2 separate regions of the Homo sapiens genome follow, and region 2 is linked to region 1. Evidence: chromatin contacts called from ENCODE Hi-C or POLR2A ChIA-PET data. All regions are on one chromosome and are shown on one strand. Each heading gives the region's core, a stretch centred on a gene start or an enhancer-like site at or near the end of the contact. The rest is flanking DNA. Distances are from core to core; before and after follow the strand shown.

Region 1 (6,956 bases), core at 2,095-4,594:
ATCTCGGCTCACTGCAAGCTCCACCTCCGGGGTTCAAGCTATTCTCCTGCCTCAGCCTCCCGAGTAGCTGGGACTATAGGCGCCTGCCACCACGCCCGGCTAATTTTTTTGTATTTTTAGTAGAGACAGTTTCATCGTGTTAGCCAGGATGGTCTGATCTCCTGACCTTGTGATCCGCTGCCTCGGCCTCCCAAAATGCTGGGATTACAGGCGTGAGCCACCGCGCCCAGCGGAAAAGATTTTCTAGAGTTTAGTGCTTTCAAATTATCTTTACTACAGATACATTTCTAAAAGGATATGCCTTTCCAATTTCATTAAGTTGCTTAGGGTGAGAACACAGGACTGAGGAAATAATTGGGCACAAAAAACAGCTCTTACCTGTAACCCTTTCAAGTGCAAACTGTGATGACAAATGCTTTACTCACTCAATAACTAATAACATACTTTTGGTTACACAAACATACTGCTAAAAAATTGTATTTTCAATGATTGAAGCAATTATTCTACATAATTTTCACTTAGCAGTTCTAAGAATGTATTGATTTGTTTTCTGCTCATCTGGTATACTGGAGCAAATTGTTTAGCTGTGATGCTTTACAAAGTGCCATGTATCACTTTGTATCTCCAATTAAATTTCAATTAAGAAATCTTATAATTATCTTATATCAACCAGCCAAGAGCAGAAATTCCTCATATTGAATCATACTTACACTACTAATGAGACTGTCAAGGTTTGGCTTTATGTTTACCTCAGATAGGCGTCCAAAAACTGTGATGATTGTCCAAACTCTCCGAACATCTTGAGTCTGCAAAATTTCGCTGGCAGTCTTGTGGGAAGAAGTTTCTTTTCTGCATGAGCCATAGTGTCTGCTTCAAGTCCTGGCTCAAAGTCAGACTACAAAGGCAGACAAAAATGAGAGGGAAATTTTTATCTAAGTAGTTCAAAGCTTCAAAATGGATGAAAGGTTCAGGAAAAGGGAAAGTTTATTTTCTTTAAAACCAGTTCAACATATTTGGTGCCTATGGCCACATTCATGTTTAACCTGTTACAGCAGTAATAAATTGAATTCTATCCCCCTTCAGGTGAGAATAACCAGTAAGGAAACTTTCTGTGACATATTTTATATTCTTGGATCTTTTCCCTGTTTTAACACACAAGAGTGGCAATACCAAAACAAGCTGTGTTTTTATTTGAATTGTGCTTATACATAGGCATCATAAGTATATACTGAAGTATTTGCTTAAGCAAGTAGGGTATTAAGTAGGATTTTAAAAATAAGTAGAAGCAAAACGGGAATGATAATTGAAAATGTATAGAATTATAAAATGTGCCTCATGATTTGAAGTATAGATCCAGGGAATTATTCTGAGTAAGTAAACAATCCACTTCCTTTTTTCTATCTGGAATCTAATAAAATGTTTTAAAGGCTTTGCCCTTAAAATGAAAAGGTAAGTATACAAAGAAAATTGAAAGATTTAACCGAATGAGAAATTGCTTAATATAATTCCTACAGTCATGACATTCCAAGTTCAGAACAATTTGTTTTAAATTTAAATAAAATAAAATAAAATAAAATTTTATTTTAAATAAATTTTAAATAAAATAATAAAATTCAGTCCATTTTAGCCATAGACCTTGTTTTTCAAATGACCTTATGATTCAGTTATTATACCTGCGCTCATTCTGTGACAGGTCATTCCAGAAGAGACACAATTGTACAAAGCTGAACATAAAATAAATCTTGGTTTCTTATTGAATTTTAAATTACATTGGGAATGCTTTTGGAATAATTCCAGACCTTAGGAGAAAAAACGTCTCCCAACTCTAAAGTCCCAGGTTCCATCTCAACGTTTCACATTCACCGGCAAAGGCTCCAAAAATAAATTACAGGCAAGCTTAAAAGATCAGAAAGGCTTTCCCATTGTGCAAGTGGGTGATTACCCGCGATTGGTGTCTGTTACAGTCATTGTGTCTTTCTCTAGGATTCTCTCTCTGTTTCCGAAACACATATGTTCCAAGTTTTGGATGCTACGACTTCGTGTTCATGTGGTTCAGAATTTAGCCCTCCCCCAGCCCCTAAAAAGGCTGATCTTATGGGCGTGAAAAACAGGCATTTCACAGATTTAGATAAATGTATAGTGTGTCATAAAACTAGCTCATAGAATTATAATTTGAAATTGTTAAGAACATTGTGAGTACCTACTACCTGAGGGATGAATTTCAATGGCACACCTTATTTTGTTTCATCCTTACTACAGCTGTGCTATCCCATTTTACAAATAAGGAAAACTGAGGCTTAGAGAAATTAAGTAACTTTTCCATAATTTGTCAGCTAGGAAATGATACAAGTTGAGTTCAGATCTAAGTTTTCAGACCCCACGTCAAGGGGTTTCAGCTTTAAAAATTACGAGTCCTGCCCGGGCGCGGTGGCTCACGCCTGTAATCCCAGCACTTTGGGACGCCGAGGCAGGGGAATAACAAGGTCAAGAGTTCGAGACCAGCCTGGCTAACATGGAGAAACCCCATTTCTACTAAAAATACAAAAATTAGCCACCCGTGGTGGCGCACCCCTGTAATCCCAGCTACTCAGGAGGCTGAGGCAGGAGAATCGCTTGAACCCGGGAGGCGGAGGTTGCAGTGAGCCGAGATGGCGCCACTGACTGTCTCAAAAAATAAAAATAAATAAATAAATAAATAAATAAATAAATAAATAAATAAATAAAGATGCTTTGGAAAACCTAAAGGTTGTGCAAAGGCCTCTCACAATTTCTTTTCATAGTTAATTTATGAAAATGCAACACACAGTCTCATCAAAGCTCAAAATTATCTTTTTCATCCCCGTTGGTACCCTGTTGATTCTTCCAAACTAAAACACAGCTGCATATAATTCAGATTTATTATACTTTATTTTATTTTTTTAAATAATTTCAACTTTTAGATTCAGGGGGTACACGTGCAGGTTTGTTACATGGGTATATTGCGTGGTGCTGAGGCTTGGGGTACGATTGATCTGGTCACCCAGGTATTGAGCATAGTACCCAAGAGTTAGTTTCTCACCCCCTTCCCTTCTCCCTCCCTCCCCCTTCTAGTAATCCCCAATGTCTACTGTTGCCATCTTTATGTCCATGTCATACTTTTTTATGATGTAAACCAACTATAGTGTAGTCCAAGACCTTAAAGGCACCTGAAGCTGAAAAAGAATGTTAATTATGGCACCGTATTATGACCAAGTCATCCCAGTCTGTGCTGCGACATGAGCCCTAACGATTTTCTCATTAGCAGATGCTCTAGCTGGTTTCCATGAAGGCTTTCCACAGTGACTTCCATAGTCGTCATAGGCGACTACTATCAGATTCCATCTCAACGTTTCACATTCACAGGCAGAGGCTCCAAAAATAAATTACAGGCAAGCTTAAAAGATCAGAAAGGCTTTCCCAGCATGCGAGTGGGTGATTCATTTGATTTGTGCCTGTTACAGTCATTGTGTCTTTCTCTAGGCTTCTTTCTGTTTCCGAAACACAAAACTACAGAAACCACCTCACCCTCTTTCTGTCCTTAGGGTTCATGCTAATTATGTTTTTACTCTGAAACGGGTTTTAGGATTGAAGGGCCATGTCGAATGGTGATAATTCTATTTCAGTTAGACAAGAGCCTGGAAAAAAAATTATTTTAAATGAGTTTCAGTTTGCGCATTTTTTTAAAAAAAGAGCAAAAAGTATGCATGTATGTTTGTTTTTACATTCTTCTTTATTTTTATCTTCTTACTTTGCTTTTTAATGAGTCATTAGCATTGGAAAATGAAAACAATTTTTCTCTAGCCAAGAAATATTGCAGGTATTACACATTCTCCTACATCAAAGCAAAGGCACTCCAAGCCCCCTTTTTAATGAAAAGAGTTTTTAGCAGGTGGGAAGAAAAAAAAAAAAAAGCACTTGCTCCTGAGATGATAAAAAGCCATTTTTCACTGCAAAATTATTAAATTAGCTGTAAGGAGTTGGAGTTTGTATTTGGCATTCCTTCTCACCTCACCCCAGCCTTCATCTCTCATTGCATTTTTGTGGAAGGGTTATAGATATACTCTAAATTGTTGACCTATCATGGAGACGGTAGTTAGTCTCCAAATTCCCTGTGGGCAAAGATGATTGCAGCCTCCCTGCTAATAAGTACACTTCAGTTCTATGAAATTTATACTTAAAAGAAAACAATGGAAAATGTGGCACAAACACATTGTCATATTTACGCAGATATGTTGACTCACTGTTACTTAAGCGTCAATGAATTATTCAGGGCTCAAGATGGGGATAAATATTCAGGGAGGTAACTGCACTCATTCTTTATCTGTTTGTGTTATTCGGGTTTTTACTTGGTTTCTTTATTTTTGCTTTTTTCTCATATGAGAAGTGTTCAGATGACAGCACATCCAACAACAAAATTCAGCCCCCATCCTATAAAAACGTCCTCTCTTAGACTGTCTTGTTAGTTGTGACATATTTTATTGTAAACTAAAACTAACTGGGAATTGGGTTGTATTTATTTTACACTCTCACTCATTTTATTTATTTATTTATTTATTTATTTATTTATTTATTTATTTATCTGTTGAGACAGTCTTACTCTGTCGCCCAGGCTGGAGTGCAGTGGCATGAGGCCCAGGTTCAAGCGATTCTCCTGCCTCAGCCTCCTGAGTAGCTGGGATTACAGGCGCTCGCCACCACACCTGGCTAATTTTTTTGTATTTTTAGTAGAGACAGGGTTTCACCATGTTGGCCAGGCTAGTCGCAAACTCCTGACCTCCAGTGATCCGCCCACCTTAGCCTCCCAAAGTGCTGGAATTACAAGCATGAGTCACCATGCCCAGCCTCTCTTACTCATTTTATAATAGATCCAGTCTTTAAAGAAATATAAGCCATTTGATTGCCCAATTATATGTTGCAAAAAAATAAAAATGTTGAAAAGTGTCCCTTCCAGTCAACAGATATTTATTGAGCACCTACTCAGTGAAGACACTGTTCAGGATGCCCAGAATACAGGAGTGAACAAAAGAGACAAAAATGCCTGCCTTTTGAAGCTGACATTTGAGTTGCAGAGGTGAGGGGAAAGTGGTGGTGGATCTACCCTAACATTTGCGTTATCACTATGTGCTCAAATTCGTATGTGTATGTTTCCCAAACTGGTCTCATCATCACAAACACACACATACACACACCTTTAAGGTTATACTGCTGTTATCCACGTTTTGCAAGTGAGAAAACTGAGGCACAGCAAGGATAAGTAATGTGTCAGTCACCCAGGTAGTGAATGACATGTCCAAGACTCTAGCCTGAGCAGTTTGTCTCTGGGATCTGTGGTTTTATGGTAACTAAAACCGCCACTCATGGCTAGACATGGTGGGTTGTGCCTGTGGTCCCAGCTACTCGGGAGGCTGAGATGGGAGGGTGACTTGACCCTAGGAGTTCGAGGCTGCAGTGAGCTATGATCATACCACTGCACTCTAGCCTGGGCAACAGAGAGAAAAAAGAAAATTTTTTAAAATAAATTAAAAAAAAAACTGCTGCACCCTATTAACAATTATTGTGGCAGGTTTTTAGTGGCAAAGAATTCTGAAGTACTTTGTTGAGTGCTCCCACCTAGGAAACTAGTCTTTTACCTAACTTGGCACTTTATATCAACCACAACCACAATCCAGCAGTTTCCATAAACAGAAAAATTATACCATGACTACTTATGTAAAGCTATATGTAAGGCTCCCTATATATTTATGTAAAGCTCTCTCTCTCTATATATATATATATATGGTTTACATGTTTCTCCCAGCTAACCTTTCCATATATATATATATATATATATATATATATATATATATATATATATGGAGAGAAAGAGAGAGAGAGAGCTTAGGCAGATACCAACCTTGGGTGGGAATCTTTCACATCCTTAAAAAGGTTTGGGCCTATCTGATGGCCTTGTTGCGTCATTGCCCTCTACGTGGCTGGACCCAGAGCAAGGGCCATTTCCAGACAGTCTCCACCAGCCCACTGGATTCACCTGGCTCCTCAGACCTCTGCCTCTTCCATTTCCGTATGACCTAATCACCTGCTGTCTTTTGATATATTAAGATTTTGTGCCACTCTCCTACTGAGATGGACCTTAAATCCTCATGAGCTGATACTGTCTCGTCTACTTTATGAGAAAGTATAGCACAGTAATTAAGAGCACAGCCTCTGAGCATGTCAGCTAGGACCACTTCCTAGCTCCATCATTTGCAAGCTGTGTGACACTGAGAACGTCACTTGCCTTGTCTGACCCTCATCTTCTTCATTTGTAAAATGGAGACGATACTACTGTTGAGAGGAATATATGAGTTAACAGATAGAAAGTAATTAGGATAACACATGACACCTAGTTGATAGTATATAAATTATATTTATCTTTTTTTTTTTTGGCATCTTCCCTCTCCACATAATCTCGTCTCAACTGCAGGGACTACAGTTAAGTTTAACTGGGCTTACTAGGCAAGATGTGGTACTAAATGGGCATCTAGTTTAATGTATAAAACACAATCTCTGTAAGTTTTCCTCTATTCTGCCTCCGCCACAGTTGTAAGAGAGAGACATTTCTACCTCCATAATGGTGTAGATGATTGAATGCAAATGGCAGGAGGGCAAAAAAAAAAATTAAATGAAGTAAATGAAAATGAGCTAAATGTTTGAAAATGAGCTACATATTTAATTATATTAAATACTGTATATTATACCCTGTCCCAAGAGTCTGAGTCATCATTTGAAGGGTACCTTCCCACAACCAGCCAAGCTGGGAAAAGATACCCCACCTTATAGACACTATTGGCTCCCTCCAGCCTTTCGAAAAGTCTTAACAAATACTAAATCTGCAGACTGCATTTCATTGCTAAAGTCTTACAAAATTTTAGTTCTCAGCAGAGACATTAGTATCTTTG
Region 2 (6,653 bases), core at 1,852-4,351, 45 kb after region 1:
CTCGTTGAGAATTCTTATGAAAGGAGTTAATTTTGTCAAATGTTCTTTCTGCATCTATGGAGATGATCAGATAATATTTATCCCTCATCCTGTTAATGTGGTATGTCACATTTATTGATTTGCATATGTTGAATTATTCTTGCATCACAGGGAGAAATCTCACTTGATCCTGATGTATGATCCTTTTAATATGCTATGAATTTGGTTTGCTGGTATTTTGTTGTGGGAAAATATAATGTTATATGCATAGTTGCCTCCAACCTAAGCCAGTGCCTGATAAATGAAAGGCTTTGCACTCTTAATTGAACAAATTCCTTGGTTCCAGTACTTTACTGTTCATTGAAAGCCAGGAAGTACTGGGACAAAGAAATTATTAGAGTTGATAATAAAAGAGTAAACAGCATACTCATTATTAGCAGCGTACTTTCTCATTTTCCCTCCCTGATAGGACTTTAACTCTCTTCTATATATTTCAGCCCTAATGTACTTATCATATAGTCTTTAGGAACAAGAGAAAAGACCAAGTAGAATATGTACAAAACTAAAATAAATACAGAGACATTTCTTTTTGTTTTATTAGGAAAAGTTAGGAGGATGAGAAACAGTGAAATCTAAGATATTGTTCCTACAATATTTTGCTATGTGTATGGTATGGATGAATAAAGTGAAATATCCTTTATAATTATCTAAAAAGTATGTGAAAGTGAATAGATGATGCTGAAACTAAAAAATTTTATTCTAGATCAGTGCTTCTCAAACATTAATGTGCATACGAATCACCTGAGGAGTTTTCCAAGCACATTTCGATTCAGCAGGTCTGGGCTGGAGACTGAGATTCCACAATCACAAAGAGCTCCCAGGGAGTACTGATACTGCTGGTCTGCATATCACACTTGGAGTAGAAAGGTTCTAGATTACATAGACCGTCATCTTCATGCACCAGACTTATTTCCTAGTCTGGGTTCCTCTGGAAATATTTCCAGTGCACCAATCAGTTTGATGGAGTTGGATAAAGAGGGAGACTCAAGATTTACTTCACTTGAAAAGAATATTTATTTTCCATTTAAGGCTAATGGACTAATGGACTAAATATTACACATCTCAGCCCTTGGGATATCTGTGATAATATTTTTCTTTTCCTACCAATGTGCTTTTACTCTATACTTCTGCTCTGCTGGGTGGCCAATGGGACCTTGTCTGTTTACCAAGCCTAGTTCTCAGGTCTACTTTCCTTCGATATCTTTTCTTTCTTCCAACCTTCCAATCCAAACTGAGGTGGTGGTATTCCCCACCACCAAGAAAGGCATAGTTTCCATTTTTTCTCTACCAGTTCTAGTACATGCAATTAAATTTTCTGAGCCCAAAATTTCTCATCTCTGAAATAAGGAGCATGAAACTCTGTGCGTGGGTGCATATGAAGCTAATGAAATGGCACATAAAGTGTCTAACACAAAGAAGGAACCAAATAAATATCAGATTCTATCCCTATCCCACTTTTATTTTGTCCCATTCCAATGTGGCTTTGCATAATTGGAAATCATTATGTATAGACATCAGGTAAAATCTAGCACCAGCTTATATAGTACTCTAAGACCATCAGGTTTTTTTTTTTTTTACCTCGTCTTCAGTTTTAATTTAAAGCAATTAAAATTAATATATTCAGATTTCAACAAAGTGTAAGCATCCCTCTGCTGAACCACTGTATCATTACAGTGTGCGTTAAGAATGCCAATAGGCATGGAACAGATGCCAGATAACCAAGATGGTACTTTTACTGGGTCTGGCATTAAACAAAGAAATGTGTTCATAAGTCATCTTTCTTGGATCTCAACCAAAAATTGTTATTTTGGATTTTGTCATCTTTCCATTTAAATTTCTACTTAATCCTTCATTAGAGTATGTGTTAACAATCTTAATTTGTGTGATTGCCTTCATGAAAAGTTGGATATATAAAATAAATGTCACTTTTAAGGCATCTAAGGAATTGTTTTCTATCTTAGTCACCAAGTATGTCAGACACATTGCTTACAATGTCTTCTATTTCAATCTGTGGTTTGTTTCTGCCATCCAAAAATGAGTAAACTTTAGTTTCACCCAGCCGTGTTTCTGAATATGAACATTCAAATGTGGACCATGTGTGATGGAAAATCCTGCCATGGCTGAGAATATGGATAAACTTGAGGGGGACTGTTTGATGGAAAGTCATTATATAATGTATATTTTCTTTCATTCATTTAACAAACATTTATTCTAGGCCAATGGTGAGCAAAATATTCCCTCAACAAAGTACCCATGCACACACACATGAAGAAACTACACATTTATTTGGAATGTCTAGTAGAGTTCCCCCCTTTCTTGGCTATTTTACACCAGTTCCCATATAACTGGTTTATATAATAATAGTTATTTATGATAAAAATTTGACTAATTCTAACTGACAAGAAGATAGATATGTTTGTTTTGGAAACTATTTCTATTTGGTAATAGATTCCAAATGTATTGAATGGTCTCTAAAAGATGTAGGAACACAGGACATACTGCTCATGATGTACAACAAAAACAATAGTTTCAAAATTTTATGACATATTGCAGTTTATCAAGTGGTTTTATAACCATTATCTTGTTTAATTCTCACAACATCCTTATGAGTAGTGTGTGTGTGTGACCATGAGAATATATGAGTGTGAGTGTGTGTGTGTGTGTGTGTGTGTCCGTGTAGGAGAGGAAATGATTAACCCATTTCATAGATGAGGTGTAACCCATTTCATAGATGAGGTGTAACTAACAATGTAGCTTCAATTATACTGGCAGGTCACAGAAAAGAGATTTGCAACCAGCCTTATGCCTCTCCTCCCACCTCTCTCTACTGACCCACATCTTTTTATGAAGTAGGGATTGCAGCCATCCCACAGCTCATCAATGCTGTCATGTCTATGCACGAAGGCACTCTTAGATAGAAGAGAAAACAGAGGGGGGCCTGGGATCCAGTCCCCAGCGCAGGCACTGAGTGTGCCCCTGGCCCCATCAGTTTAATTCTGAGCGCTCAGGACAGTATGAGGAGCAGCCTGTCGTTTTCGGAGACACCAGCTGAGGGAGCCTGTGGACACAATACCAGTTGAAAAGCTCCCCAGCCCAGGGTGGAACCAAGCAGCCCACGCCTGCTCTTAGGAGCCAAGTTTCCCAAACAATGTCAGAGTTAGCTTGGGGAATCTTCTTAGTACTCTTAAGAGGCCAGAGCTGAGATTTCCACACAATGACATATTAAAGTATTGGATCCAGGGTCCTTTGCATTGGTAGAATGTCAGGAAAATAGCATTAGCTAGATAAACTTCTTTCCCTCAAACCAAATACAGTCGTATTGTTTACTATTATAGGTCTATTAAGGTTGCTGTTTAAATGTTACCAATGTCCTCATATTTTGGTAATTTTGTTCGAGTTGGAAAGAAATGTCTTGAGAAATTTTTATTTAGCCAGAGTGTTTGAGCACTTTAAGATATCTTTAGTATACTACATCGCTTCTCCAGGTCCTCAAGAGACCTAAAAAAAAAAAAAAAAAAAAAAAAAGGCTTTCTAAGCAGTGCCTATCAAGCTACTACTTCCGGCCCCACAAAAAAGAAAAGCTGAGACTCTTCACCCCTTGATTCCAGTATTCCCAAACTCCTGGTAAACCATTAGGAATTAGATATGCCCCAAATTTATGTAGCAACTCCCTTCTTAAGAATATAGAGAACGTTTTTTTTTACACACCTTGTTACACCTCACAATTGAGCCTCAACTTGAGATTCCCTTGCCCAGCAAAGTCCAGAATTCACCACTGTCTACATGCTGGACCCAATTCGTTTTGCTGTCGTTGATCACTAATTTGGGAATTGTGGGAGGGAGAGGAGGAGCGAATCCCTCTCTTTACTTTAGAACTGGTAAAACTGAGATAGCCAGAGATTTCTAGAACTGCCAAGCTAAAACGTAAGCTGAATCATTGTGCAAGTATGGATTAGAACCCAGTACTGGGTTTGAACTGTAAACCCAGTTTCTGATCATATGGCTGCCCAGTGCTCCTGGTGGCAGAGCTGATTGCTTCCTGGGTTCAAATGGGTCATGCTTTCCAGGGCACTCTGGACATCCATGGAACAAGCCTAATTTAAACATTAGAGGTCTTTCAAACCCTTATATACCAAATCATCATCAGTTCAGTCTCTCAATTCTGCATTAATTCTTTTGTGGAATTAAAAAATATTTTCTCCTGAATTTCCTTAAAAAAAAATCGAACGTTCCCTCAGGGCAAGGAGACATAGCTAGGGGTACCATGCGATAAGAGAGTGAGTAAAAAGGAAAAGTCTAGTATCCTAGACAGTCTCTTTGCAGAGCTGCGCTTCTGCTCAGAAGACATTTGTCAATGCCTAGAGACATTTCGGTTGTCACCACTGGGAGAGGGGTGTACTAGAGAGTAGAAGCCAGAGAAGCTGCTAAACATCCCACAGTGCCCTGGACACCCCCCGACGACAAAGAATTCTCCAGCCCAAAATGCCTGCAGTGCTGATGTTGAAGAATGCGGGTGTGTAGATATAAACAACAATCTGCTAAGCTTTCAAATGATAGCAGCTAGAAAGATCTTCAAGAGTCTAGGGATTTGGAAAATTCTGGCATCATGATAGTCAATCCCCAGTGGAGACATTCTTTGAAGACCACATAGGCAATCACTTGACCAAATGCCACCTAAAAATTGAAATATTTTTCACGTTTTGCTTGGTTTGCTAGAACACACCAATATACTTTCACCCTTGAAGAAAGGGAACTGTTTATGTCATTCAGTAGCAGGACTCCTTGGCTAAAGCAGCAGACAGCTCACCAGATTTCACTGGAAAGACTGCCCAAACCAGTCTCTGCCAGGGACTCCAAAGCGCAGGGAGGCTTCAGTGCTAGGGAGAGCGGATGTGAAGGCGGTTATGAAGGACAGCTGTGCCAGCATCTCCCAACTTTTCCGTTTTTTCTCAAACCTCAGCTTGCCTTGTGCATGGCTAAGGTTATCCCTGGCCAGCTGCTTTTTTCCCTATTCTACCTCTCCCCTGCTGTAGCAATTCCCTAACCAGTGCTACTAAGACTAAGGATTTCACCACCTCCTCCCATTTTCCACCATACAGAAATCCACAAAACTGAGTTAAGAGAACTCTCCTGCCATCCCCAATAGCCAAAAAACTGAGTCACCACTTGGCCTAACAGCACTCAGATGATTCATTAAAATACAGTGGAGCGCTCTTCAGGGGGGTGCAGGGGAGATTCAAGTGGGAAGGTAAGGCTGCAAGCAGGAGGGGAAGTGGACAGGAGATGAGACTGCGAGGCGTGTCACAAGAAGGGAGTCTCCTGGTGCCTTTCTCCAGGGCTAAACCCCTTGAGGCAGAAACTCCGTTGAGTCATTCTGAAGTCAAATCTGGTGCTAACTGGCGCTCTTGGATCTGGGTCAGTCTCGATGGGGCCTGGGAATGTCTGCGGAGTGCCCATTCCTCTCAGCAGTTTGTGAGATTGAGAGCCACTGCTCTGCTTTTCTTCTCCCTTGACCCCATTCCCAGTTTCCTACCAGGATCACTGTGAGCCCTGGGAGGATGGATTTGTAAAAAATTCCTGGAGCCAAACACCCTGAGCTATGAAACTGGCCCATTATTGTGAGAATTTTCAAATGTTGAAGAAATGTGGGGTTGGGAAAGAGAGGAGCACCTTAAAGAAGATTTATTCACCTAGTCACCCTCAGATGGTTGTCTGCAGATTTTGAGAGAGAAATGGAAATAGTTTCAGATACTTTTTATTTTTTTTTTGAGACAGAGTCTCACTCTGTCACCCAGGCTGGAGTGCAGTGGCGTGCTCACCTCACTTCATCCTCCGCCTCCTGGGTTCAAGCGATTCTCATGCCTCAGCCTCCTGAGTACCTGGGATTACAGGTGCCTGCAGCCACACCCGGCTAACTTTTGTATTTTTATTTTTAGTAGAGACGAGATTTTGCCATGTTGGCCAGGCTGGTCTCAAACTCCTGACCTCAAGTGATCTGCCCGCCTCAGCCTCCCAAAGTGCTGGGATTACAGGTGTGACCTACCGTGCCTGGCTGAGTGTCAGATACTTTTTAAGCATACTCTGGTTATCATTCTTCTCAGATTACTTCACTAAATTAAAATGTTCTAAATGTACAAAGAGCAAAATGGTTTGTTTAAAAAAATAGCCGTGTTCAATCTCTATCAGAAACAGCTTCAAGTAAAATTATTTTCCTCCAGCCAATTTCTTCTTTCAAGTATTCTCCTCTATGAAATACTCAATTTGCAACTCTAGATGAAATTACTGAGTCAATTTGTGGAAATTTCATCTGTTCCTTGACAGTGAGTTTTTATGTTTGGGTCAAAATGAACTTAAGGCCAGGGGTATCTGTAAAACACTAGGTAATAGGACAACAGTCCCTAAAGTCAAGCGGGCTATTGTCAAGCACAACTGTACTGGTTCGTCAGAGCTGGCTCCCTTAGCAGGGAAAGTTTGTGTCGTTTCTAAAGTGCTTTACCATACTGTAATTTGTCATTCTTGATTGTAATGTATGGTAAATTATGCTTCTAGAAAGTTATCACTCTGATCCACGTCTGATCTAATGAGAACAGCTGCATCCACTGCAGGCCGGGTGC

What was found. A loop is a pair of places that touch in the nucleus more often than their neighbours do. ChIA-PET counts read pairs that join two places held with the same protein, here RNA polymerase II (POLR2A). Pooled maps may share reads with other maps.
Region 2: a map of PC-3 shows a loop between it and region 1 (2.1-fold over the local background). The contact joins two enhancer-like sites. A Hi-C loop is called at or near these places in 1 of 168 maps with a recorded cell type or tissue (PC-3), 1 of 37 single-sample maps with no recorded cell type and 1 of 50 pooled maps. POLR2A ChIA-PET finds 5 or more read pairs at or near these places in 4 of 52 experiments (AG04450, H1, HCT116 and 1 more).

The regions. Positions count from the first base shown.
Region 1 is chr4:168,536,892-168,543,847 of GRCh38, forward strand. All of the region lies in intron 2 of PALLD (palladin, cytoskeletal associated protein), which reads left to right. It overlaps LOC124900807 (a long non-coding RNA gene), which reads right to left. Exons shown (of 2, transcript XR_007058359.1): 2 at 1-895. Among named protein-coding and RNA genes, the nearest start is that of PALLD, 43 kb to the left of the region's middle. Within about 2 kb of position 3,345, at least 4 of the 41 ENCODE cell types and tissues checked have a DNase peak (open chromatin) inside an H3K27ac peak, as active enhancers do; they include HCT116 and PC-3, where a contact is called at or near this core.
Region 2 is chr4:168,582,615-168,589,267 of GRCh38, forward strand. All of the region lies in intron 2 of PALLD (palladin, cytoskeletal associated protein), which reads left to right. All of the region lies in intron 1 of LOC124900807 (a long non-coding RNA gene), which reads right to left. Among named protein-coding and RNA genes, the nearest start is that of PALLD-AS1, 63 kb to the right of the region's middle. Within about 2 kb of position 3,102, at least 6 of the 41 ENCODE cell types and tissues checked have a DNase peak (open chromatin) inside an H3K27ac peak, as active enhancers do; they include HCT116 and PC-3, where a contact is called at or near this core.